Regions from separate parts of the Mus musculus genome. Here region 2 is linked to region 1. A link is a loop called in an ENCODE intact Hi-C map of the cell type or tissue named here. Cell type or tissue: left cerebral cortex. All regions are shown on one strand. Links, peaks and the distances in the headings refer to the core of each region. The heading gives the core; the rest is flanking DNA. Region 1 overlaps Aff1 (AF4/FMR2 family, member 1). Region 2 holds the start of Klhl8 (kelch-like 8).

Region 1 (15,797 bases), core at 7,624-15,623:
TGGTGAAACACTGGTTTTCCTGCATTCTGCTCACCTGTTAGGACCATGGAGAAATCCATCTGAAATCTGTCGCATGCTTTGCTTTCTCCATGCAGAACCACGTTTACGCAGTGGGCGGCAACGACGGCGTAGCCTCCTTATCCAGTGTGGAGAGGTATCACCCGCATCTGGACAAGTGGATAGAAGTGAAAGAGATGGGTCAGCGCAGAGCTGGCAACGGCGTCAGCGAGCTTCACGGTTGTTTATATGTTGTTGGTGAGTGCATGCTCTCTCTCTAACTTAATATGTCAGGGCCCTTGATGACAGAAAGTAACAGAGCAGTAAGCCATTATCATAGTCAACCTTTAGTGGATCAGTCCTGAGATGTGCTTTTGAATTCTTACATTTGACATCAATGCTTGATTTAAGTCATCATATTTAAAACTTCTGCCGGGCGTGGAGCCACATGCCTATAGTCCCAGCACTCAGGAGGCAGAAACAGATGGGCCTCGTGAGTTTGAGGTCGCCTTGCTCCACATAGTAGGTCTAGGCAAGCCAGGGCTGCATAGTGTGACCCTGTCTCAAAAAATAAACAAATCCAAAAAGCAAAACTTAGATTATATTTAAAGTAAGTACAATCCACTTGCATTTAAATGAGATATATATTTTTGGAAATGAAGAAACATAAACATGACTTGCTAAAATACATCTTGAAGCATCTAATGACTTGTTTTTTCTTCCATTTTAATGCAAATGGAAATCATTTGCAAATGATTTGAAATGGAATCATTTCAAAGCAAATGATGCTGAGTGCTTCAAGAAAACCAGTGCCTTTTCCATAGGATGTATATATGTTAGCCTTTCTACTGCTCTGTGACTGCTTGAGGTGCTGAGTTAGAGGACTTTTAGAGCTGTGCTTTCTCAGATTCTTAACATTCAAAAGAATAATTTGGACTGATGTTGTACTGGGAAGGAGGCAGCCAGGCCTCCTGAGTGGCGCAGAACTGCGCAGCCTCCTGTGGGTGTGCCGCACCCGCTAGTGGGGCCTTTACATAGTTGTGAGCCTGGAATGGAATGCCCAACTCTCAGGGTTGTCTCAGGAGCTAGGGACGGTGCACGTCCGACTTGGAAGCTGCTCTGTTCTTCACAGAGAAGGAGCAGCTGGGAGGGGTCATGGCACATGGTTTACATCGTATAATGCACTGAAGTGCGCTGTGGGCAGGTCTCAGTAGGAGAGCGTGTCATTCGTATTATTGTCTAAATATTGAAAGTAGAAGTAACACTGACTCTTCCCGTGCTCTTGCCTGAAAAGCAGAGAAATAACACAGATCCTCCCCCTCCCCGCCCCCAGCCTCACCTACAGCACAGGAGTCAATTGTAGAGTCAGGTCCCCGGACATGCTATGGAGAAGTATGTGGGAACCAAAGTTCTTATAGTCTATGGTCACAGCCTTTCACACCTGCAAACCACGGGCAGGTCACACTGTGTCACAGGGTGTCACATCACTGTGGGCCACAGGGGCGCCAGGTGTGCTACCACTTACTAAGCCTTTGGGACCTTATAGCTGAAACAGATGTGATAAAAAGAGCAGTTCGGACCAAGCATTAGAACAACCCTCTTAGGAGCTGGGGACAGCTCAATAGCAAAGCTTTTGCCTGGCGTGCAGGAGACCCTGGCTTCAGTCCTGAGCACCAAAAGGTACAGCAAACAACCTTCAGCGTTCAAATCCTCCCTAAAACCGGTACAGCCAGTGTGAGTGACGACAGGATGTCGGGACAGGCACCTTTAACGGCCAGCCCACTGCATTCTGTTTTGTTTCTCTCTCTGTCTCGATTTGCTTTTCATTGTTAAGGGTTGGACCTAAACTAAGGCTTCTTGTGTGGTAGGCAAGTACTTTACTGTTGAGCTGTGTCCCCAGCACTGAAATCTGTCTCATTACCTATGGCGATAAAACAGAGCCAATAAAAACAAAGGCTATGGAGAATTAACTGCTAAAGCCCAATCTTCCATGTTAGCATGAACAGTGACAGACTTAAAGTATGAGGGAGAGAATTATGTTCTGATGAGACTGTGATAAGCATTTGCAAAAAATCCATCTGGTCATGTACATAAAATTAGTGAATTTTATTTTATTTCAATTGACATAATAAAATTAACCTCATTAGAAGAATTTTACTTGACTGACCTTATTTTTTTTTCACCCCACCCCCTCCCCAACTGACTTTATTTTTTTATTTTTTGGTTTCTTGGTTTTTTCGAGACAGGGTTTCTCGGTGCAGTCCTGGAACTCACTCTGTAGACCAGACTGGCCTTGAACTCTGAAATCCACCTGCCTCTGCCTCCCAAGTGCTGGGATTACAGGCGTGCACCACCACCGCCCGACCTGACTTTATTTTTAAAGAAAGGATCACAGTAGCAATATCTCTTCATATCAGGAAAATGGAGAAAGGACTCAGGAAAGATGGTGGAGGTCACAGTGACAGACCAGGCATCACTCAGGGGTGTGCTAAGTCATTCTCTATTGAAAGGACCATTTATGTAGACCTCATGACAGGAAGAAGACTGTGGCAAAAGTGGATGGGATTCAGTCACGGCCCACTGTCTCTGTAATTGTGCCGGCAGTAACGGTTTTAACACAAGCCCTGGGGCAGGGGAGATGGCTCAGCCATTAAGGGCTAGGCTCACAACTAAAAGCATAGCCCTGGCAAGCTTGCACCTCTGTCTGGATGAGCATCACAGTTTGGTGCAGTTCAGGTCTCAGGCTCCCTGCTACTTAGCACACAGAGAGGGAAGCTGGTCTTGCCTCTTGGAATCTCAGGACAGACTATGAATGGCTGCTTCCTCTCCATAAATCCACCTCCTTTTCACTTCAACACTTTAAACCCAGACATGGCATACACCCATAATCCCAGCACTGACGAGGCTAAGGCAGGGATACACCTTGAAACCCTGTCTCAAAAACCAGGAGAAAAAAGATTTTTAAGTCTACTGTCAAAGCACAATACTGAGTGCATGGAGTTAAATTATAGAAAACTGTAGTTGGGGGTGGTAGAGAGGTGTTACAGTAAATTTTTCCCCCTAAATCATTCTAAAATAACTTTAAAAGCTTGAGGGTTTGATTTTGTTTGTCTTGTTCTGTTTGAGACAGGGTTTTTCTATGTAGTCCTGATTATTCTGAAACTCACAGGCAGGCTAACTTCAAACTCACGGAGCTCCACAGGTCCTATCTCTGTCTCCCAGGTGCTGGGATTAAACATGTATACTACCAGGTCTGATAAAAGCTGGAGTTTTATAAGCCGTTGAGTTGAGATTTAGTTGTTAGGTTTTATGAAATGCGATGTCATTTTTAAATATTGCTTTTGTAGGTGGTTTTGACGACAACTCCCCTTTGAGTTCCGTGGAACGGTACGACCCTCGAAGCAACAAGTGGGACTATGTGGCAGCTCTTACCACTCCCAGGGGTGGCGTAGGGATCGCAACAGTGATGGGCAAAATCTTTGCAGTTGGCGGTCACAATGGCAACGCGTACCTAAACACCGTGGAGGCGTTTGACCCCGTGCTGAACAAGTGAGTGCACACCGCTTCTCGTTAGCGGCAAGGCTGAGCTCTTCATTAGCCCTCACTCTCTCTCAGTGGAGACCGCAGATGGCAGCAAACCTTACATCTAAAGCTGGGCTTTGCCTGTTGACACATGCCAAAGACAAAGTTCAGCGCCTGTGTTGCCTGCCACTGGGACCCTCTCCCCCTACTGAGCCATGGAGTCCTACTGCAGATTGCTAGGCCATGTCTGACTGACACCCATGGGAAGCCTGCAAAGTGGGGAGGAGTGGATGGCTGGGGTGTGGGTAGAACTGGGAGGGGCGCAGGAAGGGGAACAGCAGTCAGGTTGTAAAAATTAATTGATTAAAAAAAAGATAAAGTTGAGTGCATGAAGTAGGCACAATAAAGTTAGCAATTAACTAATAAATTGGACCATTTAAACAGCATGCAGAGATAACGTTGCCACCTTCGCTGCTCTTTCTGTCATTAAGTTAAACAAAGGTCATTTGAGCAAAAGGACCCAATACCATGACAGTTGGTCCAACTCTAAGTGACACACCAGCCAGAGGCTATCCTAGGAAAAGCAGAGCAGCATAGCATCTAAAACTTAAAGACAGTTCTGGAAATTTTCATTAAATATTTTCAGACTGGCTTACTGTAGATAACTGAACCTGCAAAAAACAAACTGAGATAGTGGAGGAATATTATGTTATTAATATAAAATTTGGGGCTGGAGAGATGGCTCAGTGGTTAAGAGCACCAACTGCTCTTCCGAAGGTCCTGAGTTCAAATCCCAGCAACCATGTGGTGGCTCACAATCATCTGTAATGAGATCCAATGCCCTCTTCTGGTGCATCTGAAGACAGCTGCAGTGTACTTAGATATAATAATAAATAAATTTTATATATATATAATTTGGGGATATTTTTCTCCCTTAAGGAACTCGGTATCTTTTAAAAGAAGCCCCGTAGTCCTGAGTCCTGACTTTGGTTGGGGTCCCTGTGCTCTGTGGTGACAGTCTTGTCCTGTCTCTCCAGGTGGGAGCTGGTCGGACCTGTGTCTCACTGCCGAGCTGGTGCCGGTGTGGCCGTGTGTGACTGTTTAACTAGCCAGATCCGAGACGTGGGTCACGGGTCCACTAATGTGGTTGACTGTATGTGATGAAGTCCCAGCAACAAGGACACAATCCCGTCTGATGGACAGGAAGACAGCAGGCCTTTTGACTGTGACTGCAGCGACTGTTTTTGAATGTCAGCTGTTGTGAATACACGTCTGTGGACTGACGGGTGAGAGCTGTTGTCATAAAGCCAGGTGAGCTCTTTCCTGCTTCAGCAAACAGTGGAGCGGGCTGGAAGCAGCCCATCTTGAACCCATTCTTGCTCTGAGAGATGTTTGATGTAGTGCCAAACCTTAAAATAGCTCTTTATTTTGATGAATAAAATGTAATTTATTGAGTTTCATCTATTCTTTTTCCTGAAGAAACTAACTTCAGGCAGTAGGTTTTTCCCAGAGGAGAGAGATGTCCACTCATCAACATGAGAACTTAAGGCCTGCTCCCTTGAGGATCATTCTACACGGTGCTGACGAATTCATGTCTTGCTTTTTGTCTCTAGATGGTGACTTTCAGTTCTTGGGTGTTTATGAAGTAGGGAAAATGTTTATGTGTTTCTGAAACATTCTTGAAACCATATTAGTGTCTGTAAGAAGGCCTTCGCTTCCATTTCGAGTTTCAGAACTACAGGACACCACTGTACTGGCTTCCTCACGAAGTCTGGTGGCTGCTATTCTTTTCCCACCCGGGAGAATTTCTTGGGATGACTGTGGATTAGTGTTAGTGCAGCGCCCGGTGAATGAGATCCGCGTTCGTGTGCCGCCCAGTGAAAAGACAGAGGGTGTGTGACGCCCATGTCCACCTAGGGAGGGAATGGGGAGGTTCCTTGAACTTCGTTCTTTGGGTTTGTCGTTGGATTTGGAGCGAGGATCCATTTTCTCTTTACTCTGTCATTTGTCACTGTCCTGGTTTTTCTAATTGTACAAAGCTGAATTTATTTATTATCAGGACATGAATGCATTTTTACAAAATTTCCTTCTGCAGTATAGTTTGATTAGTTCAAGTTTGTCATTAATCAATAAAATGTTGTTGGTAAAAGCAGAAAAAAATGGAAACTACTAGTCTTTTCATTGTTTAATGTCCTCCAGTGTATTTATTGATACTTTATTGAATATTTCTACAGATAATCTGAAGCCTAGCATGTTAGTAATCCTACTGTGACATGAGGTCTTCATTGTTTGTGTGTGTGTGTGTTTTATACATGTGAGTCCATGTGCACACGTGTTCACATTCTTGTGGAGTCACAGGATTCACATCAAAGTCCCCTAGACTGCTGTCCATTTTACTCACTGGGGCAGACTCTCAGTTGGACTCAGAGCTAATCTATATATCTAGTCAGAGGAGTCAGCTTGTCCCAGAGATCTCCTGTCTCTACTTCCAGAGGCCTAGACTTACAGGCAGCCTACTTCATTGCCTGGCATCACATGGGCACCGAGGAGCTTAACTCTGGCCCAGTGCCTTCCAGACACTTTAAACAAAACAAAACCATGTTGGTGTCCTCATCTTTCATGAAGCAGATTTTAAGTTTCCCAAATTGGGCAATTTTTTCCTGCTTTTGGGTGTTTTGTATGGCTAGTGATCTATGATCACTATGGTTTCTCTTTCAAATGAGTGAGTTTAAGTAGTCAGCAAGTGGGATACATAAAAGAATAGATAGAAAGTAGGAGAAAGGCAGGAGAGCATCAGACCAGACTCCTACACCATCCAGCAGAAAGCCCTGAAGAGGCCCTGCACACCCAGTCAGTCAGCTGGAGCAGCTGACCTGTGCGGACGGTCCCAGGCAGGTATCTTCTGGACAGGACTTGTCATTGGTTGTTCCCACCCCAGGCATCCTTACATCATGGGATAAGCAAGCAGTAGCTAAGTCTCTTGCATTAGAAAGGAACCCAGAATGACTTCCCTCCTCCATGTTCAGGACCAGGCTGAACAGCAGCTTCCTCACTTGTTGTCACTGTCACAGCGTCTTCCCTCGGGGCCTGCTGCCCTTTCTCACAGGGCCAGGGAGCACAGGAGCAGCCCGACCCTGGACAAGGGGGTCTTGGAAGACATCCTGAGGTAAACGTCCTTTGAAGCAGGAGTGGATGTAACTTCACCTCCAGAGCCAGCTCCCTAGGGATGCTAAACAGCACACACAGGCTTGCTCCTGTAATGTGTTCTGTGCAAGCCTGTGAGCAGGTTTAGCCAGACCAGTGCTCTCTAGTCTAGCTGGCTGTGTCTCGGCCAACCCTCAAAGCACGTGACCATAACACTTGGCCCACTCGCTCCGTCTAGCCGAACATGGAAAAGGTCTTGAAGCGTGGCTGCTGTCAGCTTCTCGTCTACTGGATGGCTGGACATTTGTGGTCACTGGTTGAGGATCTTGATATCTCATTGGGTGTACTCCGCTCTAATCTTTACTAGACAACGGTCACCTGACATGCCAAGTCTGTGCCCTTGTACCAGTGAAATATGAGGCACTCATAAAAGAATATGAAAAGAAGGGCACGGTGACGGTCAAAGCATCGCCCGGTGGGCCTGCCAGCAGCAGAAGGAAGTGCATGGGGTGAATAGGCAGCCTCTTAGAGGCTAGGGAAGACGCTTTGCGGGATGAGTGCAGACAGAGGGATAAGGACCTTGACTGGTGGTGGATGTATAGAAACGGGGACAGGGAACACGAGAATGAAATGAACACTGTATGGGGCCTCATCTCTCTGGCCTCAGGCGCAAACAGCACTTACGGTGTGAGACAGCTCAAATGGTGAGGTTATAAGTGAAAAATGTGAGGTCTGTCTCTGGGTTGCCAGGCTGAAAGCCAAGTGAAGCACTTGCCCCCACCTTCCATGCCTAAGCCGGGAGGGGCACACGGACGTGGAAGAACCTGAAGTGAGGGGAAAACTAACCCGGTGACAGGAGTAGGAGTCTAGAGGCCAATTACACACTATAATTGAGAGATGGTAGACTACAGAGAAGAGGGAAGAGGAAGAAGAGGGTTATTGGAGGTCAATAGATAAAGCAGGATTGGACAAGAGACGGGAGAGAGGAGGAGTGGGTGCATTAACCAAAACCAAGGAGCTAAGAAAAAGTCCTTGTGCAAACCCACTTCTCAGCGAACTTTAAAATATAGCTGGAAAAAAAAATAACTGGAAAAGTTTGGAATTACCTGTATGGATGGACAATTGTGCTCCTAAATGGAAATGACCATGCAAGGCATAAGATGCCTCCCTCAGAGGTACTGGCCAGGGAGGTGTGAGAGGCTCCCCAACAACACAGGTTGCCATCGCCTTTGCTTACCCACTAAATGCTGTTTCCTTTATTTATGTCTGTGTGTGTACACGGTGCTGGTCAGGGTATTTCTTCATAGTAACAGGAGACAAGACAAAGACTGTCATTTGCTGACACAAGCTTTGCATGGAATGCTTTTGTTAACATTCACTTTGACATATCTGCAATTTTAATTACATACAAGGGTTTCCTTGGAGAGAGAGAGAGAGAGAATATGAGAATTCATGGACAGGCTAGTGTTTAGTATAACATTAGTTTACCATAGCAAACTAGCAAGATCTTTTCTTTGGCTGTTCGTATTGCTCTTCCGTGTGTGTGTGTGTGTGCACTGAGGTTTTGGTCATCATCTATTTTAAGCAGTGTATGTTGAGATATCTGCTTCCCTTCTCGGTTCTGTCACCTGGGATTTCATGATGAGTTGGGGTTTGTTTGATTGCAATTCTGCGGTCAGTCCTAGGGCCTTTCTTACTCTCCCAGTGAGCCCCATCTTCAGCCCTTGTTTATTGAGACAAGATGTCTGTAGTTGAAGCTGACCTAGTTGTGATCCTGCCTCAGGCTCCCAAATGCTGAGGGACAAGGTGAATTACCATGCCCAGGTTTAAGCAGTCTTAGGCTGGTTACTTAAGTATCAGTGGTGCATGCGCAGTCTTAGGCTGGTTACTTAAGTATCAGTGGTGCATGCGCAGTCTTAGGGTGGTTACTTAAGTATCAGTGGTGCATGCACAGTCTTAGGCTGGTTACTTAAGTATCAGTGGTGCATGCGCAGTCTTAGGGTGGTTACTTAGTATCAGTGGTGCGTGCGCAGTCTTAGGCTGGTTACTTAAGTATCAGTGGTGCTTGTGCAGTCTTAGGCTGGTTACTTAAGTATCAGTGGTGCATGCGCAGTCTTAGGCTGGTTACTTAAGTATCAGTGGTGCATGCGCAGTCTTAGGGTGGTTACTTAGTATCAGTGGTGCATGCGCAGTCTTAGGCTGGTTACTTAAGTATCAGTGGTGCATGCGCAGTCTTAGGCTGGTTACTTAAGTATCAGTGGTGCATGCGCAGTCTTAGGCTGGTTACTTAAGTATCAGTGGTGCATGCGCAGTCTTAGGCTGGTTACTTAAGTATCAGTGGTGCATGCGCAGTCTTAGGCTGGTTACTTAAGTATCAGTGGTGCATGCGCAGTCTTAGGGTGGTTACTTAGTATCAGTGGTGCATGCGCAGTCTTAGGCTGGTTACTTAAGTATCAGTGGTGCATGCGCAGTCTTAGGCTGGTTACTTAAGTATCAGTGGTGCATGCGCAGTCTTAGGGTGGTTACTTAAGTATCAGTGGTGCATGCGCAGTCTTAGGGTGGTTACTTAAGTATCAGTGGTGCATGCGCAGTCTTAGGCTGGTTACTTAGTATCTGTGGTGCCCAAGAGCTGTTTCAGATCTCCTCTCTTGTTCTCACCTGCTGTTGAATGAGGCAGAACTGTACCATTTCCAACCGGTTTTCTCAAGTTGTTGTGAGCCCTGGAGCTCCGTTCCCTGGTCTGGAGAGTCAGTCAGTCCATTGAACGCGGTTCACACAGTGGGATGCTGTGGTTCTGAGAGCCTTTAAAGGATTTTGTATCTTCAATGCTTCTGCCGCATGTGGTGTTAAAAGAATTCAGAAATATCGCCAATATCATCACTATTGTTCCAGAACCACTTTTAATATTTGGGTTTTTTGAGAAGGCATTGCTATGTAGCTTAGGTTGGCCTTGAGTTCACTATGTAGCTCAGGGTAGCCTTAAACCTGCTGCAATCCTCCTGACTCAGCATCCCCAGTGCTGTAGAGGCATGCAGCACCACACCAAACTGTCCATGCCCCGGTCTTATAAAGTGGCTTGCTTTCCCTCCAGCCATTCCCATTTCCCGATGGTCGATCTGGATGTCTTCCATGGGTGCCTACACTGCCATTTGTGCCCTTTCTTCCCTCGCACAGTTTCTTGGATCCGGACCTTTTTTTGCAAGTGAGATGTTTCTACCCAGACCATTTTCTGTTTTTCCTGAAGTTACTTTGGTGGTGTGCTGCTGTGGAATCTTGCTTCAGGCTTGTTTGTTTGCCCTTACTACCCTGCCAGCTCCCATTCTAGGTCGCGCTTTTTGTGGGAACCCAGGAGTAACTTGCACTCTGTTGGTGCCTTGTTTCCCTTGAGCACTAATGGACCTCTGTGGACCCTGCTCTTCCTGTCCCCTGCACATCTGAAGTTTTTTAAAGTCTGCCTCTGTCGTGGTGCAGTGTTTCATGGTATGTGTAGACATGGCTTTCCTTGAGTGTGTCCTGCTAGCACAGTTAGTACAGTTTGTGACACAGATTTAGGCTTTTCTCTTCTGAGCACTGCAGCTGTGGGCCACGGGTGTTCTTTCAATTCCATGTTATTTTATTCCCCTCTTTTCTTCCTTTCCCAGGGAATGTGTTGTGTGTGTGTGTGTGTGTGTGTGTGTGTGTGTGTGCATGTGCATATAGCAGGGGCATGGAGATTAGAAGACAGCTTGCAGGCACCAGTTCTTTCTCTGCCATATGGGCACAGGCTTGACAGGAGGTGTCTTCACGCACTGAGCCATCTTGCCTGCTCTTGGCTTTTTTTGCTGAATGCTTTGATTTTTCTTTAATGCTTGGGGGGCACTACACACACACACACACACACACACACACACACATTCATACTCTTACATATGCACATGCATATACATTAACACACACACACACACACATATACACACTCACACACACCCCTACACAGCCATTCATACACTCTTACATATACACATACACACATTCATACTGACACACACACACACACACACACACACACACTCACACTCCTTTAGTAGCTGATAATCCAAGTATCCAGTGGCTCACTTTTCCTCACAGTGCTATTCTTGCTTTCTGCCTGCTGGTTTTTATTTTGTGAACATGAGCACAAGCTCAAGGCCAGAGAACAAAACAGGCGCGGGGCATGATGGGACACAGAGTTCTTGTGTCTCCTTGCTGTGGTGCTACAGAGTTTGCTCTCAAAGTCCTTGTGAGACACTGGCCGCTGTCCTCAAGGCAACAGACAGGGGCTGCCCTGTCTGCTGGACACTCCCATTGACCCAGGAAGCGGCCCAGCTTTTCTGTGAATGTTGATGCTCCCCCCAACTCCCCCACTTCTAAGAATTTCTGGGGTTGAACTGGGTTTTAACTTTAGGACACTACTACACTGTTGTGCAAAGAGGCCACATCATTATATTCCCACAGAAACACAAAGTTTTCTAGTTCTGCACATTCCTTTCAACCTCTGGTGTCATCATTACCTTTGGTTAAATTCTTTCAACATGGTGTGAAGGGTCACTGTGGTTAATACCAAAAGAAACGGTTGCCATCTAGTGTCCAGTTGTACACATTACATCTGGGAAACCTAGCCCTAAGGAGAAGCCTAGCTTCAAAACTGGCTGGTTAAAATTTGTATTTCCTGTCTGTTAGCATACTAAGAACAACATGAGCCCAGGTTTAAAATATTCTTTCTCTTCACCACATTATTACCTCAGAAACTAGGCTGGTGGCTTTAATTAAAAAGTTTATTTGGGTGGGGTGGGGGCGGGGAACAGAACCACTTATGTGTTTTCTCCACCATGTGAAACCCAGAGATCTGAACTCAGGCTGTCAGGCCTAGTGGCAAGTGCCGTCGTCACCTACTGAGCCATCCCACTCACTGTCCCTGAGCCCTCTCTAATCTCTGGAGGTTCATTAAAGTCAACACTAAAAGGCTGCTCCTGATTTCATCCACCTTCCGCCCCAAGGCCTTAGTGGTGTAAGGGTTTACACAGGTGGAGTGGCTGAAGCCTGTGGAGAGGGAAGGGCGGAGACTGCCCTGCTGCCTCAGACCCGCCACACCCTTTCAGGAGAGGCATCTGCACCAGTGTCCTGAATCGCAGACGTGCAGGGAGCACCAGGGTCTCTTCACAACAGTGTAGTAGTGTCCTAAAGTTGACCTAGACAGTGTGAATGTGGAGACCCAGTGTCAGCTGCCACAGGCTCCTAGGCCCCGGGGAAAGGACATGTGCAGGTGAGCAGGTGGCCTCAGGAAAGGAGAGAAGGAAATAAGCAGTTTGTCCTTTGAAGGGTGTCACACACCATGGCAAAGCGCCTGTGTCACTGATCAGTGCATGTGTGTGCGGACTGTGTGCCTTCAGATACAGGTATAAATACTGATAAGGACCCTGGGGCCCTAGCATCGCCCTGGACAAGCCTAGAGCTCCCGGACTCCTCGGATGCCACTTACCCAGTGCCTGCTCGGTTACTAAAGCAAGCCTGGTATTTCTAAGGCAAGCATCAACTCCTCCCATAGAGTATGGATGGTCTGTCTGCCCATCAGTTTTGAAGTCAATCCTAAAGAATCGTGTTTTAACTCTGAGTTTCACAGAAAGCCCCAGTGCATATTTGAAGGGCAGTTCACATTTCACTCTTGTGAGGTCAGCTCCAGAAAGACCCTGGCTCAACAAACAAGAATCCTCTCATTTGAACAAAATAAAAGCCACAGGCTCAACTCCAATCATTTCTCTAAATTTTTATTAAATATCCTTTTTTTTCCCTACAGTTTGATCTTGTGGAAAGGAAAGATTGTGAAGATGAACAAGTCAATTACCTTTTCTAAGACAGCACTTAGTCCTTGTTACAGAGAAAAACAAAAGATCTGTGGCACATCATCTTTGGAAAGATCTTTTGCAGTTTCTTTTAAAAAAAACTCTCACAGATCACGTCTGCCCCCTTTCAGAGTCTCCCATGAGGCAGATGAACCCCATTCACAGAAGCCCCAGGGGTGCCGTTCCACTGCTGATGCTGATTTTTACATCTGTGGTGCTCCCCGTATTTGCACTGCGCATCTTCACCGGGAGCCTGGCTGCTTCCCCAGCCTGCACACAAAACCACTGTGCTGATCAGAGCTGGCACATTATTCCATGATAAAGAAAAACTCATTAAAGGCAGACCAGTGATTCTCATTATCACCTTGACAACATACTCCTTTTTAAAGCAATTTTAATACCAAGATTTGACTTCTAACATTTTAAGAAAGAAAATATATAATATATAATATAATATATAATGGTAATAAATTAAAAAAAAAAGGCAACCCTGCTCAGGTATCATCCAAAGCATGATCACATTCAGAAAAAAATTAAAATTCGGGACACACATGGACACACCCCACCACGAACAGTGTACCCGCGATATCATGAGATGTGCAGTGTTCTTAGCAATACATGTCATGGCCTGAATGAAAGGCAAACGTAATACTGCCTGTACTGAGCATTGCTAAAACATCTAAGCAAAGTGAGTTCATCTTCCTTAGGTCAGCCTCTGCCCCCCTCCCCCCGCCCCAGCTCAACAGTGCAGCCCGGCTTGCCTGCCGCCAGCCTCAATCCGGTGTCCTATGGGGACAAATATAGCAATATACAGGCTTGCAGAGAGCTCTACGCTTCCTTCCTGTCCTCTGGCTCCCTCTTAGGTAGGGAAAGAGGCACTTCTCTGCCCACCACAGTAACTGCTGATGTCTGACGCACAGCGGAACAGAACAGAGTGTGATTCACCCCCAAGGAACCAGGAAATTTTACAGTCGCTCAAAGAAATGTGGTGATGCGGTGCTTGTCAATGCATCAGTAAGAGGCACGGCTACCAGACAGCTGCTCTCAGTAAGTGGGAAACTGGACTGCATATGGAGGATCGCCTGGCAGAAATCCCAAAATCCCAACACATGCCCGTCTGTCCTTACACTTCCCTTCCACAGGAAAAGTCCTCTTGCCCAGTAGTTCCAAATGAGCCAAAACCAGGGGAAAGAGGCAGGGGGAGGGGGGCATCAAAATTGATCCTCGCATCTCCATAGCTCATTCTTCAATGAGAAAAACCTACACTTCTGTGTTTTAGACAGGAGCCCCTAAAACATTCTGAGGCGATTTAAATACTAACCATTGATGAAGAAGGTAACAGATGAAGTGGTAAATTTTCAAAGACATTTCGTAGTGTTGGGGGAAATAAGTCATTAAGAAGAAAAAGAATCTGTAAGAGGTATGGAAAGATCTTAGATATATATAATATTTTTTAAGCCCAACTCATCTCGAATTTCACAAAGCAGGAAAGGAAACATATAAAACCCATGAACCCACTCAAAGCCACAGCAAAACAAACAGCGTAACTTCAGAATTTATGTTTGGTCAGCAAAGGCACAAATACGTCTAGCTGAATCTCTCATCTTCTGCATCAGAGACCACAGCTCAAGAGCACAAGTCCTTTTATAAGTTACCAAACAGGAATCGTAGGACTTAAGGTCCTGTCCCTAACATCAACATAGTAAAGGCACATTTTCAATTAAGATGGGGAAGAGCCCGTTTGAAACTTCCTACAGATGAGGCTGGGTGGTGGTGGTCCAGGGAATGGATAGACATTTGTCAGAACCTCTACAAAATAAATGTCACTTTGTAAGGGACCATTAGCAAGCACTTGCTGGGCCCTCCTGCTCCTCCCTACTGCCATGTGGTCTGCCCTCTAGGCACCTTAACCAAGGGCAACCTGTTTTAGTAACAGGGTTTTTTACATGTATCTAATTTTAATTTTTTCCAAAAGAGAAAACATTATTGTGTTCCTCTACTTTGTGTCCCAGACAGATGGGCCACACACACCCTTTGTAGTGGCAAATGGAAGATTCATTCATTAAATGCTGCCCCCCCCCATAAGGTGGATGCTCTTCCATGGTTTTAAGAACATCAGATATTCAAAGGGGCTAATGTTATAGTCCTCCCAAAATAATCACCTCAGGGGAAAATTTGCCTCTGGTAAGTTTAAGCACACAGTGAACTGTGCAGATGGTATAAAATTTGAGTCTTCGGGGTTTTACAATAAGCAGCGCAGAACAGCCCTGGGGTTTTCCCCTGAAGAAGACAGACAAGGCTCATGCTCTCTAGGTGCAGTGTTGTGGGAAAACCAGCAGTGCAATAGCTACAGACCAAACTGGCACAAACGGATCCTGTCCAACTGCATTGGTTTTCAAGGTACAAATAAAACTGAGGAGAAAACCCACCCATTAAAGAATGAGGCAGCCTGTTCTTCCTACACTGGCTGATTCTGTCCAGGCAAGGGGCACAGTGATCTGCTGGCAGGATGTACACATGCTCTGGCAAAACTTCAGTAGGCCAGAACCTCTCACAAGGATCATAGCCATTTTACAACCAACAGGCTGCAAGGGATGCAGGGCTGTGGGAGAAAAGATCCTGATGAGCCCACAAGCCCCACTGTGCTAGGGACCACCTACCATACACTTCGACTCAGTCAGACATGGCTTGGCTTCAGAATATCAATAAAGAAAAGGGCTTAGCTGGATCACCGTCTTGGTCTATACTCAGATATGTACAAGGTAGCCATTTTCTGGCTTCATTCAAACCAGGAGAGAAGGCTGAGAAGACCAAGGAGTATCACAGACAGTTTGCCCTGAAAAACCTGGTATCGCACTCACCTAGAGACCCTGTGTAGATTTAACCAAGGTACCAAGAAAGTCCTGATGTTACCACAAGGACCACAGACATCATCACTAAGGAAAGATGGGTCTCCCATCTCCACTAATCTCCAAATGCACACAGACAAGCATGGCTGGCAGGAAAGAGAGGCAGGGGGAGCCGTAACACACCTCCATGGTGAACATGTGCAAATTCTACTTTCTTTCTAGAAGGGATTAAAAAGAACTGGCTTTTTAAAAACACTTGAGAGTATTCCAGTAGTAACCTTGAAGTCTCAAGGAAAGGCCTGTGTTTACGGGCAGGTGTGAATTCTGAGTGTATTCTTCACTTCCCATCTAAGTGAACCTGGTCTACTGTGGGTGGGGTGTAGCCTGGGAAGGTCACAGATCTTCTTCAACCTCATCAAGTCACGAT
Region 2 (15,797 bases), core at 2,964-10,963, 51 kb before region 1:
AGGAGTGGGTGAGCCTTCCTGATTAAAAAGTCTAAGTAATAGCGGATGGTGGTTAGGATTCCACAGGCAACATGTCAAAAGAAGCAGAAATGATAAAGTCCAATCAGAAATGAAGGAACTTCAAACATTTCAGAGATGAGTGAAGATGAGCAGAGGGTTGTTCATTTATTTTGAGATTTGTGTATATCTTATTTTATGTATATGAGTGTTTTATCTGCATATACCTCTGTGCACCACATAAATACAGAGGCCCAGTAGAGGGTCTTGGATCCTTGAGAACTGGAGTTACTGCTTGTTGTTAGCCACCACTGAAAGGATGGGCAATGGCCCAGGACACCCCAAGACCGAGTTCTCAGCCAACACCAAGATTTACTTACCCCAGAGGGATGGAGGGCAGGAGATAAGAGACAACAACAGGAGAGGGAGGGTGAGGGAGAAGAGTACAGGGGAGAAGGGGAAGGGAACGAGGGGGGGAGGGAGAATGTTTGTCCTAAAGCAGGGACAAAAGACTGTCTCTGCATAGAGTGGGGACAGATGTGACCTATAGGAAAATGGTGTTTTGTAAGGGTAAGAGAGAGAAGCCCCGTGTTATGATGAGTTGGTTTGTTTTGATTGGGCAGGTGAGCCAAAAGGGACTTTTGGTTGCTGGACATCATCATTTCAATAGTTGGACTTTGGTCGTCAGCCTCAAGAGGGGAAGTGGTCAAATAAGGCGACAGACCTCGATGGCTGGTGTCAGGAATGCAATCTACTGGTTTTAGCAAGGCAGAAGAAATGGGAGACAGGGGCAAAGCCTGCCAGAGCCCTGCTCACCTTGCCAGGGCTGGCCAAAGTCAACCAGTAGGGTGCTGGGGACAGAACCTGGGTCCTCTGGAAGAGCATCCAGTGCTCTGAAACACTGATCCATCTCTCTAGTCTGATTTAAAGATAACTTTGTCAGATTGATTACATGGGTACCGGACAGAAAACTATCATTAATTTATTAGCATAAAATGAGCCACGGAGCCAAGGCCAGGAAAGGAAGACACCAATGTGTCTTGGAGGTAGAGCACAGGAGGTAATTGCTTTTTGTTTCCGTTTTTTTCTGTTTTGGTTTTTTTAGACAGGCTTTCATTGCTGTAGCCCAGGTTAGCCCGAGGTTATCATTATGTAGCCCAGGCTGGTCTGGAACGCTTGCTCTGCCTCCTGAATGCTGGGATTCCACAACTCCTGGTTCAGAGAAGTTTAAACAAGTAAGACTGGCATAGAGGAAGGGGATGGTCAGAGTCCATGAGTGGGCAGACAGGGATACAAGCCAGTGAGGTGCTGCAGCAGGGAGGTGATTGTCTTGATGGTTCATTTTCACGCTGAGACGTTCCGCAACTCTGTCCAGACTTTCCTGCTGCTGCCTGCAAGCTTCATCTCCTTTACAGATGAAGATGAAATTGTCTTCTTGATTAAGTTTTCCGAATCCATTTGCAGACAGCATCTGAAATGTTGGTGGAGGTTTAAAGCCTTTTAATCCAGGATTAGAGGGGGAGACTTAAAATATAAAATGCAAATGCCGACTGGGATTTAACATTACCGTTTATTCCCACCCAGTGCAATCAGATAATTACTCAGGAGGTGTCATCACATCCTTTCTGGTTTTAATTCATAGAGATCAGGGTAGGGGAGTCTAATATCCTCTGTTTATGAACCAGCTTGTGTATTCTCAAATGAAGCTAAGAAAAATCTCTAGATTTAGAAAACCACATGCTTCGTTTCTTTTTAGTTTATCTTCACTTTATAGATATGTAAAATAATTAGGTGAAATTGTTGTTATGGATGTATCCCTCTAAGGACAGGTCCTTGTCCTGGCTGCCCCGCTCCCTCGTTTTTTCCCCATTTGCTATGAATATTTAACTTTAAGATTTATTATTATTATTATTATTATTATTATTATTATTATTATTATTATTTTTGCCTGAACCCGCTATGCCAACAGAAATTCCTCTCTAGGTCCAGAGTTGTAGCAATTTATTCTCACTGTACCGAAATACGTGACCAAAACCACTTGAGGAAGAAGGATGGATTTGAGCTCTCTGTTTCAGGGGACTTCGGATCCTCATTTTCGAGGAGCCCTGCAGAAGTGGCCCTAAGGCAACGGTTCCCACCCGTGGGTGATGTTTGAGCAGGTTCTGGGACCTTTGGGGTCTAGCTGGCACAAGCAAACCAGTGCAAGTGAGCAGGTGATGACACCTGTCTCCTTCAGGCCCAGCTGGAGTCTCTGTGGTTTGCCTAGGCTGGATCCAATTTGTATCTTTATATCTCAGCCACAGGAACAGCTGACCTTATCTTCCTGCACCAAGCCACCTGGTCTATGGCTACATTTCGAATATGCTTTGAAGATTCTGGAAGCTTCAGAATGCCCTGGAAAAAAAGAGTTCAGGGAACTATCCTAATATATGCCCTTGCTCTTTTTCCCTACATTTCCAGCAACTTTACTGAGAGTTTGCCTTATCTCACCAGTTTATACTAGCAATTGTGTTTAACACTCGGTATTTAGTTCAATTACTTCCTTGCTTTGCAGACACAAGCTGTTTTGTATACATTTTGCAGAGCATGAGATAAAACTGATAGGAATAGCTATAAAATCTGGGATATTCCCCACGCAGGGGATGAATACTGGGAGGGATGGAAGGGAAACGCAGGCGCGCTCTTCAAAGAGGCAACAGAGAACTACATTTCCCAGAGTGCGGCGCGCAGCACGCTCGTGCCTCACCACCCCGCCCCGCCCCGCCCCGCCCCCGCGGCTCTCAAGAGCGCTCGGCCGAGCCGGGCACGAGCGAGCGGTCGGGCCGGTGAGCGCGTCCCCGGGGTGTCCAAGCGGGGCTGGCGCGGCGCCGGCGCGGAGCGGGTGTGGCGGCTCGGCCTGCGCGGCGGCCGCGGACAGAGGTAACCGCTGCGTTATCCCGCGCGCGGGTCTCAGCCTGGAGCGGTCACCCGCGCTCGCGTCGGTGAGGAGCTGCCGGGCGGCGCCGGCGCCTTCCCTCGGGGAACCGAAGGGATCCGGGCGGGCCTCGCGGGCCGCGCTGTCCTGAGCGGCGGCGCAGGTGCTCGGGGTCCGGGTTGGGCGACTTCAGGGGTGTCCCCCTCCCGGGGTTCGCGGGGCTCCTGCAAAATCCGTACCCGGCCGGGTGGCGCTGCTCCAGGCTGAGCTCGTGGCTTGCTCCAGGGAGGGTCCCCGATTTGTGGACACAGTTTGGGGTTCCCAACCGTCTCCCGGGCTTGCACGGCCCTGATGTTACGGTTTGGGGAGCTTGTTACCTTCCTTTTCCTGCAGGCAGTATTTATTATCATGCATTTCGTGGAAATCCTCGCAGTTTTGAATATTCTTGCCAACCTGCTTTAATTGCCTACCTTTATATTTTGCTTCTTACCTTAAGGTATTAGCGTAGGCAGATACTTTGGGCAATAGGTCTTACTTAGAACCTGGGTTGCCACAGTAATTAACCTGCCAGGTACACGTGGGTTTTTTTTCTTTTTTTCTTTTTTCTATTTAATGCTGTTCTCTCTCTCTCCCCGCCCCCCCCCCCCTCGTTAATTGTTTTCAGTCTTGTTTCCCCATCTTCCGTGAGCCCTGGCCGTGCTAAGGGGCGGGTGGGGTACGTTTAGTTGAGCAGAGACCCTCTGCTAGTGCTACCAGAGCTTGTGAACTGCGTGCAGGTAGCTTTATCATTAGCCTTTGCTTCTCTGCCTGCTTTCTCCTGGCACCTATTTTTTGGTTTGTCAGTCAAACCAACTGACCTACTTAAAACTTTAGTCATGTTGCCTTGAAAATACCAAATAGTTGGAACACAAGTATAAAAAGAAGTCACAAGATGCTGTATTCAGCTGTATGCGCTTGGATTTATATTCATTCTTATATTTTTCTACCCCTCCTCTCCTATTCTACCCCTCCCCCTCCACTCTACCTCCCACCCCCCAACCTTGAGCATGCCGGGAGAACACACTACTTACCACTGAGTACATCTCCAGTCTGAATTTTTACGTTTAAAACTATTCTTTTAGCATTTGATAACTGTTAGTGCTATTAATTTGTAACGTTACACATTCCTTAATAAATTCCAAATCCTAATTTGAAGTCACAGCGAAAGCTAACCAGAGTGTATAATTTCCCCATTCCTACAGAAACCCAACCTCCCTGTTGTAAAGTCCCTCGTGGTATCAGAACCTACACTGATGTTTCATGATCTCTCAAAATTCTGTCCTTTATGTTAGGGTTCAAATAGAGTGCTTGCCTAACCTGGGTTTCATGTCCAGCACTGCACAAACTGGATGTGTCGGTGTGTACCTGTGATCCCAGTACTTGAGAGACAGGAGAGCCAGAAGCTGAGAGTCATCATCAGCTACACTGAGTTTGAGACCTGCCTGGGCCTGTCTTGTCTCAAAACAGCAGCAGCAAAATCTAAACAAAAGGCTAAAAATGGGTATTTAAGCTTTTCCCCTCCTTCCCTTCTTCCTTCCTTTCTCTTCTTTCAGATTTTCGAGATGGCATTTCTGTATAGCCTTGACTGACCTAGAACTAGCTAGCTCTATAGACTGGCTGGCCATGAACTCAAGAGAGATCTCCCTGCATCTATCACCAGAGTCAGCATTGGCATATGCTACCACCACCCAGCTTAAGCCATTTCTTATGTCTGAATTTTCAACAAATAATTTATTTTTGTATATAAAGAGTTAAAAACATGAGCAGGAACAAATGTTTCCTAAAAAAACAAAAAGCCATGATTTTTAGTGGTAGGCTTTTTAGTATAATTATATCTTTCTCTGGAAGAAAGTTTTATATTAAGTAATGAAATAAGAGGAAATCGGATATTCAAATCTTCTAATTAAAAAACGTTTTTGCAGTGCTGGAGATTGAATACACTAATTGCTGTTTACTGCGTCCTGGGCCAGCATCTCATGTGTGGTCGGTCAGCCTGTTTGCTCTGCTCTGAGGAGGTATAATAGTGGACTGAGCTCAGGTCTGCAATTAGTTCTTGGGTTAAAATCCCTGCTCTCCACTCATTGGCTGTTTAATCATGGCAAGTTGTTATCTGAACCTGTTTCCTTAGCTGGGGAAGAGGGATAAAAATACCGCCTGCCTCTGTCTTCCCGGAATTGTGAGGATTAAGTCGTTATTGTATGTGGGGGCCATTTTACACTGCATATTCTTCCAGCCCCAGTGCAGTTTCCTCCCTGGTGGCCAGTGCTGTGTAGACATTGTTGCCTTCGCTTTGTTGCTGAGGGGCCGGTGGTGCAGGAGTTTTAATACTTGACTGTGCCTCTGCCTGACTCTTTGCTTATGATTTATTTAATTGGTCCCTGCAAACTAGACCTAGAAATTAGGAAGGACTGGTGACACCTTGGAAACTCCCCCACCCCACCTCCGACCCCCCACTCTGAACTCTGGTCTTCCAGGAGTCTAAGAATTAGTTCTGTGTCTGTCTCTGTTTGCTGGAGAGTAGGCCCGATTCAACAGATTCTCACTCAAAGTGGGTTGGAAGTCCTCTTCTTCTCAAAAGGTTTTTTTTTCCCTCTGTTACTTTGTTGTATTTTTGAGACAACATTCTGCTGTGTAGCCTGGGATGATTCTAAACTTCACATCCTCCTGCTTCAGCTTCCCAAGTTCCTGGGATTACAGTATTCACAATCACATCTCATAAAGTGACTGCATTTGGCTTGGCAAGAGTGTTTCGTGTTGATTGTGGGGCTTTGGGTAGACAAGCCATGTGCTGTCAGGCTATACCACACTGCGCACACACACACACCACACACACACACACACATACACACTGTACACACACACACACACACACACACACGCACACACAGGGAAAGAGGGAGATTGATTACAGGAACCACCGGCTTCAACTGTCTACAAGCTTTCTTTATTAGAAAACTTGCAGATTTTTTTTAAAAATGGGAGTGAGGTGGTAGAGGAGAGAAAATGAGATGTTTGAAGCAGATGGAGTCCCTTCCAGAGTGGGAGGTGTGTTGGTGATGGAGTGCCGCCTTCTGGAGGCAGGGCCTGGCCGACCATCACTCTCAGTAGACTCTTCCTACCTTGCCTGCCAGTTTAGATGAGCATTAGAGTAGATGATCCAGTACTGTATTACAGCCTTATTAATAGTATTATCTTAAATGCTAAAAGATAACTTGATTTATTTTAAAATTTGGATGTTCTTGTTCTCAGAATATCAAACGCTAAGAAAATTATTTTACTTTTCACAGAAGATATTTATGTGGCATGCTTATAATTATGCCATATTCATTTAAATTTAATTACACAATATTTAAATAAAAGAGTAAAGCTTTATTAAATCCTAATTGATGACTTCTTTGACACTTAGAATTGTTGGTTTGGAAAGCACATACCATGTATGATTTACAGAAAAATGTAACTGTCTTGCCTAGATCCAGTACTAGATTGTAATTTATGGTTTTAGTTTGTTACAGTTTACATTTATCTTGAGAATCTTAGCATTAGTATCTTTCTGAGTTTGAATTCATTCTTACAGTAGAGTTTAGAAGCAGGGGTAGACAGAGTGCTGGGCTTTGCACGCTCCCACAGGGTAGCATCTTTCTCCTTGAGCTTCCCCCCTTTTGATATTGGGCAGATTTATTGGAAATCTGAATGCTTTACAACGCAGAAGGCTCATGATCTTGTAATACTCGGGAACTTGTGAAGCAAGGAGCAGAACTGTGTCTCTGCAGACGGGCTTCTCATAAATACGATGTGAGCAAACGTCCATGAGAGGACAGTGGCGGTGCTCGTAGGGAGCTTCTTGTATATGAGATCGCCCCACTGCTTCATTTTAATAAAGAATTCTTTACTTCTTTACTTGAGAGTTTGCATTAGATTAGCTGTGTGTAAAAAACAAGTGGTGGTCATCTTTGAAAATAAAAATCCTGATAGGATTACTACAATTTAAAATGAGTGATTTTTATGGGTGCCTTTCTACTTTGGAGCTCTAAGAAGTTGGAAAGTATTTGTTGTATGGAGAGATCATTATTGATACTATTTCGGTGCTCATTAAGACACACATAGGCACAGCCACGGAGTTAGAACCAGTGCCATATTTGGATAGTCATGAGACTTGGGCTATGTAGTCAGGCTTACTAATGTTGACTCCTGCCTTACACCTCTGTGGTATTGGATAGGCTTTCTTACCCTCTCTGAGCCTCTTTATCCACTACAGTTAAAAGTAGTTTTTCTTTAGGTGTCAGATGATACTGTCATTTAGGTGTCATTCATGTATGTATGTATATGTGTGTGTGTGTGTGTGTGTGTGTGTGTGTGTATGTAAAGTGTTTCAGTCAAGATAGCACTGTATGCGCATCTCTGTGTATCTGTCTGTGTAAGAAGAGGTTGACAGGGTGATGTAAGTAGTCCTTGTCTGTGGAGGGTTCTCTGTATTTGCACCCAAAATGCCCATAAGCATGCCTTATTTCTCTGCTGTAAAAAAATTATTAATTGGAGAATTGTGTTTCTTCCCAAAAACCTCTGGTCCAGTACTTAATTACAGTAAAAACATTCATTTCTTGGCCGCCTCATGTAAACTAAATCCAAAGCCAAATACTTTATATCGTATCACTTCATTTAAATTTCAGAACCGCCTGACAGGAAAGCATCAGGTTGAGTGATTGTGTGACTCGCCCAAGCCTCCACAGCTAATAGACTCCCAGACTGTGTGTCTCACAAGACTCTGCTAGTCTTGTGCCTTGTGTTAGACACGGCCAACATATTTCTCCAAAAGATAGAGGGCAACAGCTTTCTGTAATGCTGTGGTAGGTAAGCTGGACAGTGGTGGTGCACGCCTTTAATCCCAGCACTTGGGAGGCAGAGGCAGGTGGATTTCTGAGTTTGAGGCCAGCCTGGTCTACAAAGTGAGTTTCAGGACAGCCAGGGCTATATAGAGAAACTCTGTCTCGAAAAACCAGAAAAACAAACAAACAAATGCTATGGTAGGTAGATCTAGAAACAAACCGACTTAAACCCAGGGTCAAGTGGTTGCCTACAGACTAGAGCAAACTTGCTGCCTGCATCCGTGGCTGCAGATGTATCAGGACACAGTGCTCCTTCATGGCTGTGCTGTCCACAGTGAACAGTTTTCATAGAGACTGTATAGCCCACAGAGCCCAAGATATTTCCTGTCTGGTCATTAGATCCCAAAGGTTACTGACTCCCCAAGCTAGTTTCCTTTATAAATGAGAACGACTCAGCAGGGTTCAAGGCACCCTGGTACTAACACCTCACCACTATCCTATCAGTAAGGATGTGTCTCTGAGCACAGGACCTGAGAGTCACCCACTTTCAGTGCCAGCTGGAATAATAACAACATTTAGTCACTGTCCTTCCTGAGAATGACTTTGAAGTGCTTTGGGAATATGGCTCTTAGGACCCATGCGCACAGTCCCTGTGGCCTGGTTTGAAATTCCACTTCATATTCTTTAGTAAACAGCTTTTGGGATCAGTTCATTGCGTGAATCCAAATCAGCAGTTGTATAAATCAATTACTTTTTGTTGTTGTTGTTGTTGTTAGTTTTAAAGTAGAGCTTGTGTAGTTTGTTTGCAAGGTTTTAAAGCAATGCGTGAGCATCCTTAGAGCCGGTGTGGATGATCCAGCGCCTCCATGGCAGGGGCTACTGCTTGTCTTGATCGTTCACTGGGGTTTACTTTAGGTTTTAAATAAGATTACTTTTGCATACTTTGAGGGGAGTGATTCTGAGGCTCTCACCATCTAGCTCTGGCTGGCCTGAAACCCATTTTGTAGGCCAGGCTAGCCTCAAACTCATAGAGATCTGCCTAGCTCTGCCTCCTGAGAGATGGGAGTAACATTTTTAAAAAGGCAAATAAGAAATAGATTGGTTGAGATAATCCAAAACTTTCTTCATAACTAGAATCAGACTTCCTCTTTGAGTCAGGGTCTCTCTATGTAGCCCAGACCTGGAACTCCTTGTATAGCAAATGGGACCTTGAACTGGTAATTCTCCTGTCGTAGCCTCTTAGGTGCTAGAGTGTAAGGCCGTGCTACCACGCCCGACTCTGGTTGTTTTGCAGCAGTTTTTCTGAGTCATTTGTTTTCCTGGGTCCATCTAGACTAGAGGATAGGGTACGGGCATTAAGTGTGCTTTAACACGAGTGATCTGCTTTGGTGACTGATTCACACGCTCTTTCGTATATCTTAGTGGTAAAGCTTAGCCAGAGTCTCTCTCCTTGAGCAACAGGAATGAGAGCTTCTCACAATCTTTGTGCTCAGAGACCAGTCTTGCAGGACAGTGTTTTTATAAAAGACATGGAAATGAAAAGGGAACATACCTTATAACCGATTAGTGAGTAGATATGAAAGTGCTCCTCTAAGTATCGGTTTTCCATAGAGATTTCTAAAGACTCCATCTTTAAACTTATATTGCTCACATCATTACCAACCACAAAGTCTGCATTTTCTGTTCATGTTTGCAAACCTCAGAATCCTTATTACAACCTGAGATGATCGACTGACGGATGGAGTGGTAGTGTGTGCTTATAAACCCATGTGGCAGCTATGTGACATCAGTATGTTTGTTTCATTGTGTGTGTGTTCATACTAAATTTTTTGTGTGTGCATGCTGTAAAAAAATTAAAGCGCTTTCAGACACCTATGCTCTTTGTGGCCACATATGTTATTCAGGTTTCTGTTACTACAACAGAATCCTGAGGATAAGTTCATAAAAAGAAAGGGCTGGTTTTGGCTCCCAGTTTTGGGGGTTCTAGGTTGTTAGTTTAGTTGGCTCATTGCTTTGGGCTGGTGGTGAGGTCATAGCGGGAGCTTGTCCTGGAGCAAAACAGAGGGAGCCCAGCCTGCCATGGCCCCTCTAAGAGCATGCCTCGGTTGTGGTTCTCAGCCTGTGGGTTGTGACCCCTTTTGGGGGTTGAATGACCCTTTCCCAGGGAAGACACAGATATTTACATTATAATTCATAACAGTAGCAAACTTACAGTTATGGAGTAGCAACAAAAATAGCTTTATGATTGTGGGTCACCACCACATGAGGAACTGTATGTATTAAAGGGATGCATTGTTAGGAAGGGTGAGAGCCACTGCTCTAAGATCCCCTACTTATCCCCCACCCCTAAAGTTGCCACCACCTCCCAACAGTGCTAAGGGAGCATGACGCCAAGGTCCAAGCTTGTAATCACTGGGACTAGTTTAAACCTTACTTACGAATGGTAGTTCATTCGGATTGATTTTAAGCCACTCAGTTTTTATTGTGAAATATCCTGTTTTTTGATCCTTGGCAACAAATTTTGGCAAATTTATTTTTTGCTTGGCTTTATATTCAAATAGCAATCATAGGCTAGCCTTATGCCATTCTCAAGAGCAACGAGCAATGTAGGTAGGTTTCCTCTGAAAAACATGGTTCGCACGTGGAATGCACGTATTCAGATAAAATCCATGGCCTGACGGGTACTATGTATTAGAGTTTCAGACCATCCTGGCTGTAATAAACTAGGGGGTCCAGTTCAAACAGCGAAGAAATTTCCATGATGCTTCCTTTGAGTGCCTGCTTAGTAAAATAGGCCCCTGAACAGAACTCTCATGGAGAGTATTTAGTACTGTGATAATACTGCTCATAGAACATGTGAAAACATTGTTGTTATTAAATGATAGTAACATCTGATATATCCTGATGCTTCTGAAGCCACGAGCCAAAATAAACAGCCCTTGTCTTCTTTGTGTTGTTTATTGGTAATTTTTCACAGCTACTAGCAAAGTAGCCAATAATTTACATTATTAAAATTTGCCCAAAGAGTGGTATATAACATAACCTGCTTTGTGATGAATGCAATGAAGAGATAAATCAGATTGTGAGAGACACACGGAAGTCGTTCATCCAGATCAGCCTAGGAGGCAGGCGAGTGTGAAGACGAGAATGTTTTCATAAAGACTTACTTTTATTCTGTGTGTGTGTGTATGTGCGTGCATGCATGCATGTGTGTGTGTATGTGCTCGCCTCCGAGACCGCATGTGCCAGCGCATGTCCACAGATGCCAGAGGCATTGGACTTCCCTGGAGCTGGAATTGAAATTGTGAGCTGCCTGTGGTGGGTGCTCAGATCCTCTGGAAGCTGTGTGTGCTCTTAAGTCCTGGGCCATGGCTCTAGCCTTGATTTTTAAAGTATGTTTGGTTCTTTGTGTTCGTTTTGAAGTGGGGTGTCTCACTGTGGCCCCTGTTGTCATGGAACTGACTGTATGACTCAAGCTTGCTTAAACGTGTGGCAGTTTTCCTTGGTCTCCTGATATTTCCATTACAGGTTGGAGAAGGCTTGAGTCTTAAAACCGAGTCAGGGCCAACGAGGGCCCTGGTGAAGGAAGGGCATTTCAGAAAGTGGATAGTGGGGAAGATGTTAGATAGCAGGTTACGTGCAGCGGTGTGGTGTGTATGCAGTGGTGCGGTGCGTGTAGTCAGGTTTGGTTCCACACAGAGATGGTCCTGTCCTCTTCCTAAGCCTGTGAAGTGGCACCGCGTGCGCTTGCATCACCAGCTTACAGGTATAATTCCTAAATTAGCCAAACGCTGATACAGTTTTTTTTTCTGCCTTTGTAGCACCTAAAGTCTTCACCTAACTGAACTGTAAACAGTTTGAAGCTTTTTCCAACACTGTACAATTAGGACTGCTGCCTCCTGTAGTGGGTGTAACAGCAGTGACTGCAGTGCTGAGTCCTGCCTTTGTGTTGCCGTGCTGGGACTGAGTGCAAGGCCCTGAGCATGCCGGGGCGGGCTCTCACGTAGAGCTGCACCCCAGTCCTGCAGCCGTAGTTAAGCAGAGCATCAGTCACAGTGTCACTTGGAATTCCGTTTTGTTTAGTTTGTAAGATAGGATTCTCTTTGCAAAGGACCTGAGTTCAATCCCCAGTCCCCACATGGGGGCTCACACCCATCCCCAACTCCACTTCCGGGCAGCCCAGCACCCTCTTCTGACCTGTCCCTGGGGAAAGCAGAACAAGGTGCACATGTGTGCATGCAGGCAGATATAGATTACTCAATCAATCAATCAGTCAATCACATAAGATAAAAGACAGAGTCTTACACAGTGGCTGAGGGTGGCCTGTAATCCACTGTGTGACTTAGTCTGGCCCAGAGCTCAAGCCTTTCTGCTTCAGCCTCCGAGTTCTGGGATTAAAAGTACAACTTCTGTTCTCATCCAGAGCTTTCTATTCAACACTTTGCTTACTAATGTGTGCTCTAAAATAGAATTGCTGCTTGTTGACAGTGATCGGTAGTCAGCCTTATGTGCTATGTAGTAGCACTACACATTGACAGTCCATGCCAGACGGTGAAAGTCAAAGAGGGGGGTAGAACAGGAGGGTTGTTGTTTGAGTGTGGAGGGTTGTTGTTTGAGTGTGGTGGGTTGTTGTTTGAGTGTGGTGGGTTGTTGTTTGAGTGTGGTGGGTTGTTGTTTGAGTGTGGTGGGTTGTTGTTTGAGTGTGGTGGGTTGTTGTTTGAGTGTGGTGGGTTGTTGTTTGAGTGTGGTGGGTTGTTGTTTGAGTGTGGAGGGTTGTTGTTTGAGTGTGGTGCCCTCTGTTTCTGTAATTCACTAGACCTTTATTTGCATGTTAAAAACATTGCTTGGTTACATCAGCTCATTAGAACCTGTCTACTTCTTTTGAGTCAAGTTTTGTTAGTGGATATTGGCCTCTGGAAGGGAAAACTGGAGGCTCCAGCTGTGTTCTGTTATGGTGATGTTTCAGGTGTCTGGAGAGAGACTTCAGGGCCCTTTCTCCTGTTTCCTGCTTCTTTTTTTTTTTTTTTAAATCAGCTAGATGTACTGTGAGAAGGAGGAGTTGCTCTGTTCTCATGGGGCAGGAATCTTAGATGTAGTCAAAAGAGTTTTCTGTTTTTAAGTTATGGAGCGTAGGTTCAATTATATAGTTACCAAACACTAATGCACAGCCCCGTGTGTTGTGCAGGTTCTGGTGTGTGCAGCTGCATGTGCATGTGTGTGTGTGTGTGTGTGTGTCTGTGTGTGCGTGCTTGTGGAGGAGAGGACTACCTTACATGGTTTCCTCTCACCAAGACCTGGAGTTGGGGGGACTCGGCTAGGCTGCCTGGGGAGCTTTTTCAGGGATCCACGTGTGTTTGCTTCCTCATTACACATACAAGTTTTTATGCAGTTGTTGGGGATCAAACTTGGGGCCTCGTGTTCAGGCACTTTTCCTAGTGGGCCAGCCCTTAGTGTATAGTCTTTTTTTTTTCTTTAATTAAGATTTATTTATTTATTTTATGTATATGGGTAACACTGTAGCTGAACTGATGGTTGTGAGTCTTCATGTGGTTGTTGGGAATTGAATTTTTTTTTTTAGGACCTCTGTCAGCTCTGGTCGGCCCGCTTGCTCCGGTCAACCCTGTTCGTTCCAGTCAAGCCTGCTCGCTCTGGTTATCTCTGCTCCCTCAGTCCCTGCTTGCTCTGGCCCAAAGATTTATTGATTATTATACATAAGTACACTTTAGCTGTCTTCAGATACGCCAGAAGAGGGCATCAGATCTCATTACAGGTGGTTGTGAGCCACCATGAGGATGCTGGGATTTGAACTCAGGACCTCTGGACATTTAACCGCTGAGCCATCTTGCCAGCCCCCATATGCAGTCTTTGTAAGTCCCAAGTTACACCAAGTTCTTTTTTTGCTTTCTTGTTTTTTTTAATTAGGTATTTTCTTAATTTACATTTCAAATGCTATCCCAAAAGTCCCCCATACCCTCCCCCACCCACTCCCCTACCCACCCACTCCCATTTCTTGGCCCTGGCGTTCCCCTGTACTGAGGCATATAAAGTTTGTTAAGACCAAGGGGCCTCTCTTCCCAATGATGGCCGACTAGGCCATCTTCTGCTACATATGCAGCTAGACACACGAGCTCCAGGGGTACTGGTTAGTTCATACTGTTGTCCTACCTATAGGGTTGCAGACCCCTTTAGCTCCTTGGGTACTTTCTCTTGCTTCTCCATTGGGGGCCATGTGTTCCATCCAATAGCTGACTGTGAGCATCCACTTCTGTGTTTGTCAGGCACCGGTATAGCCTCACAAGAGACAACTATGTCAGGGTCCTTTCAGCAAAATCTTGCTGGCGTATGCAATGGTGTCAGCGTTTGGAGGCTGATTATGGGATGGATCCCTGGGTGTGGCAGTCTCTAGATGGTCCATCCTTTCGTCTCAGCTCCAAACATTGTCTCTGTAACTCCTTCCATGGGTGTTTGTTCCCAATTCTAAGAAGGGGCAAAGTGTCCATACTTTGGTTTTCGTTCTTCTTGAGTTACATGTGTTTTGCAACCTGTATCTTGTATCTTGGGTATTCTAAGTTTCTGGGCAAATATCCACTTATCAGTGAGTACATATCATGTGAGTTCTTTTGTGATTGGGTTACCTCACTCAGGATGATACCCTCCAGGTCCATCCATTTGCCTAGGAATTTCATAAATTCATTCTTTTTAATAGCTGAGTAGTACTTCATTGTGTAAATGTACCACATTTTCTGTATCCATTCCTCTGTTGAGGGACATCTGGGTTCTTTCCAGCTTCTGGCTATTATAAATAAGGCTGCTATGAACATAGTGGAGCATGTGTCCTTCTTACCAGTTGGAACATCTTCTGGATATATGCCCAGGAGAGGTATTGCGGGATCCTCCAGTAGTACTATGTCCAGTTTTCTGAGGAACCTCCAGACTGACTTCCAGAGTGGTTGTACAAGCTTGCAATCCCACCAACAATGGAGGAGTGTTCCTCTTTCTCCACATCCTCGCCAGCATCTGCTGTCACCTGAATTTTTGATCTTAGCCATTCTGACTGGTGTGAGATGGAGTCTCAGAGTTGTTTTGATTGGCATTTCCCTGATGATTAAGGATAGTGAACATTTTTTCAGGTGCTTCTCTGCCATTCAGTATTCCACAGGTGAGAGAATTCTTTGTTTAGCTCTGAGCCCCATTTTTTAATCGGGTTATTTGATTTTCTGGAGTCCACCTTCTTGAGTTCTTTGTATATATTGGATATTAGTCCCCTATCTGAAAAAATATGGAACGCTTCACGGATTTGCGTGTCATCCTTCTGCAAGGGCCATGCTAATCTTCTCTGTATTGTTCCAATTTTAGTATATGTGCTGCCGAAGCGAGCACACACTTAAGTTCTTTAGACAGATTCAAGGATATATTTTCCTAACTTTTGCCTTCCTGAGACAAATCTGAGACGAGTTTCTTCCTGGAGTGTAGGCCAGATGTGGAACATTGTTAAAAGCACCACTGAACATGGCTAAAACTCAGTATTGATATTAAGAAAAAGTTTTTCTGTAGGTACTCCTCCTGAAGTTTGTTATTTTATAAGTGAAAATGTTTGGAATGGGATGATTGGAGGTCTTAATTGGTAGCTGCTAGACTCTTTTCCCCAGAGAAAGAAAACAGGCACACTGGCAGCTGGACAGCCTTTATGTCACTTTGAATGTTCCTTGGAACCTCTGAGGAATTTACACAACAATCGAAGCCACTTGCTGCTGAGACCCAGCTTGGCCTCTAAAGAGGTGGCTCCAGCAAGACTTAAAAAAAAAAAACCCAACTTACTCCAGACCTTGCATGCAAACATTTCCTGGCTGGAGAGGGAGCCTTTTCCCCTGGAGGCCTATTAGGGAGATTGTGCATAAGGGACAACCAGAGTTGGTATAAGCACAATTGATCATTTTGCATGAAGGTCTGAAATGATTGGTGCAAACACCTTTTTCTGTTTCCGTAAAGCCGGTTATAGTACCTACATGGTGTACAGAATGGAA

What was found. Peaks named below come from ENCODE experiments on the same cell type or tissue, not always from the same donor. Only the 100,000 strongest peaks of a DNase experiment are listed, where the experiment ranks them.
Region 2: a loop joins it to region 1, with 5 times the contacts of the local background. A loop is called at or near these places in 5 of 42 quality-filtered maps.

Annotation. Positions count from the first base shown.
Region 1 is chr5:103,851,951-103,867,747 of GRCm38, reverse strand. Aff1 (AF4/FMR2 family, member 1) reads right to left here. Exons shown (of 20, transcript NM_133919.4): 20 at 12,426-15,797. Klhl8 (kelch-like 8) reads left to right here. Exons shown (of 10, transcript NM_178741.4): 8 at 96-255; 9 at 3,345-3,546; 10 at 4,557-5,698. The coding sequence ends at 4,680. Among named protein-coding and RNA genes, the nearest start is that of Gm42139, 26 kb to the left of the region's middle. In left cerebral cortex, for the core only: CTCF peaks have their summits at 11,269 (motif pointing left) and 13,382; DNase peaks (open chromatin) are centred at 10,770, 11,264, 12,736, 13,478 and 1 more place; H3K4me3 peaks cover 201 bases; H3K27ac peaks cover 782 bases.
Region 2 is chr5:103,898,235-103,914,031 of GRCm38, reverse strand. It overlaps Klhl8 (kelch-like 8), which reads left to right and starts at 2,773. Exons shown (of 10, transcript NM_178741.4): 1 at 2,773-2,916. It overlaps Gm24897 (a small nuclear RNA gene), which reads right to left and starts at 15,153; the gene lies at 15,047-15,153. In left cerebral cortex, for the core only: no CTCF peak of the experiment used is centred there; DNase peaks (open chromatin) are centred at 3,712, 5,175, 5,727, 5,994 and 1 more place; H3K4me3 peaks cover 1,282 bases; H3K27ac peaks cover 446 bases.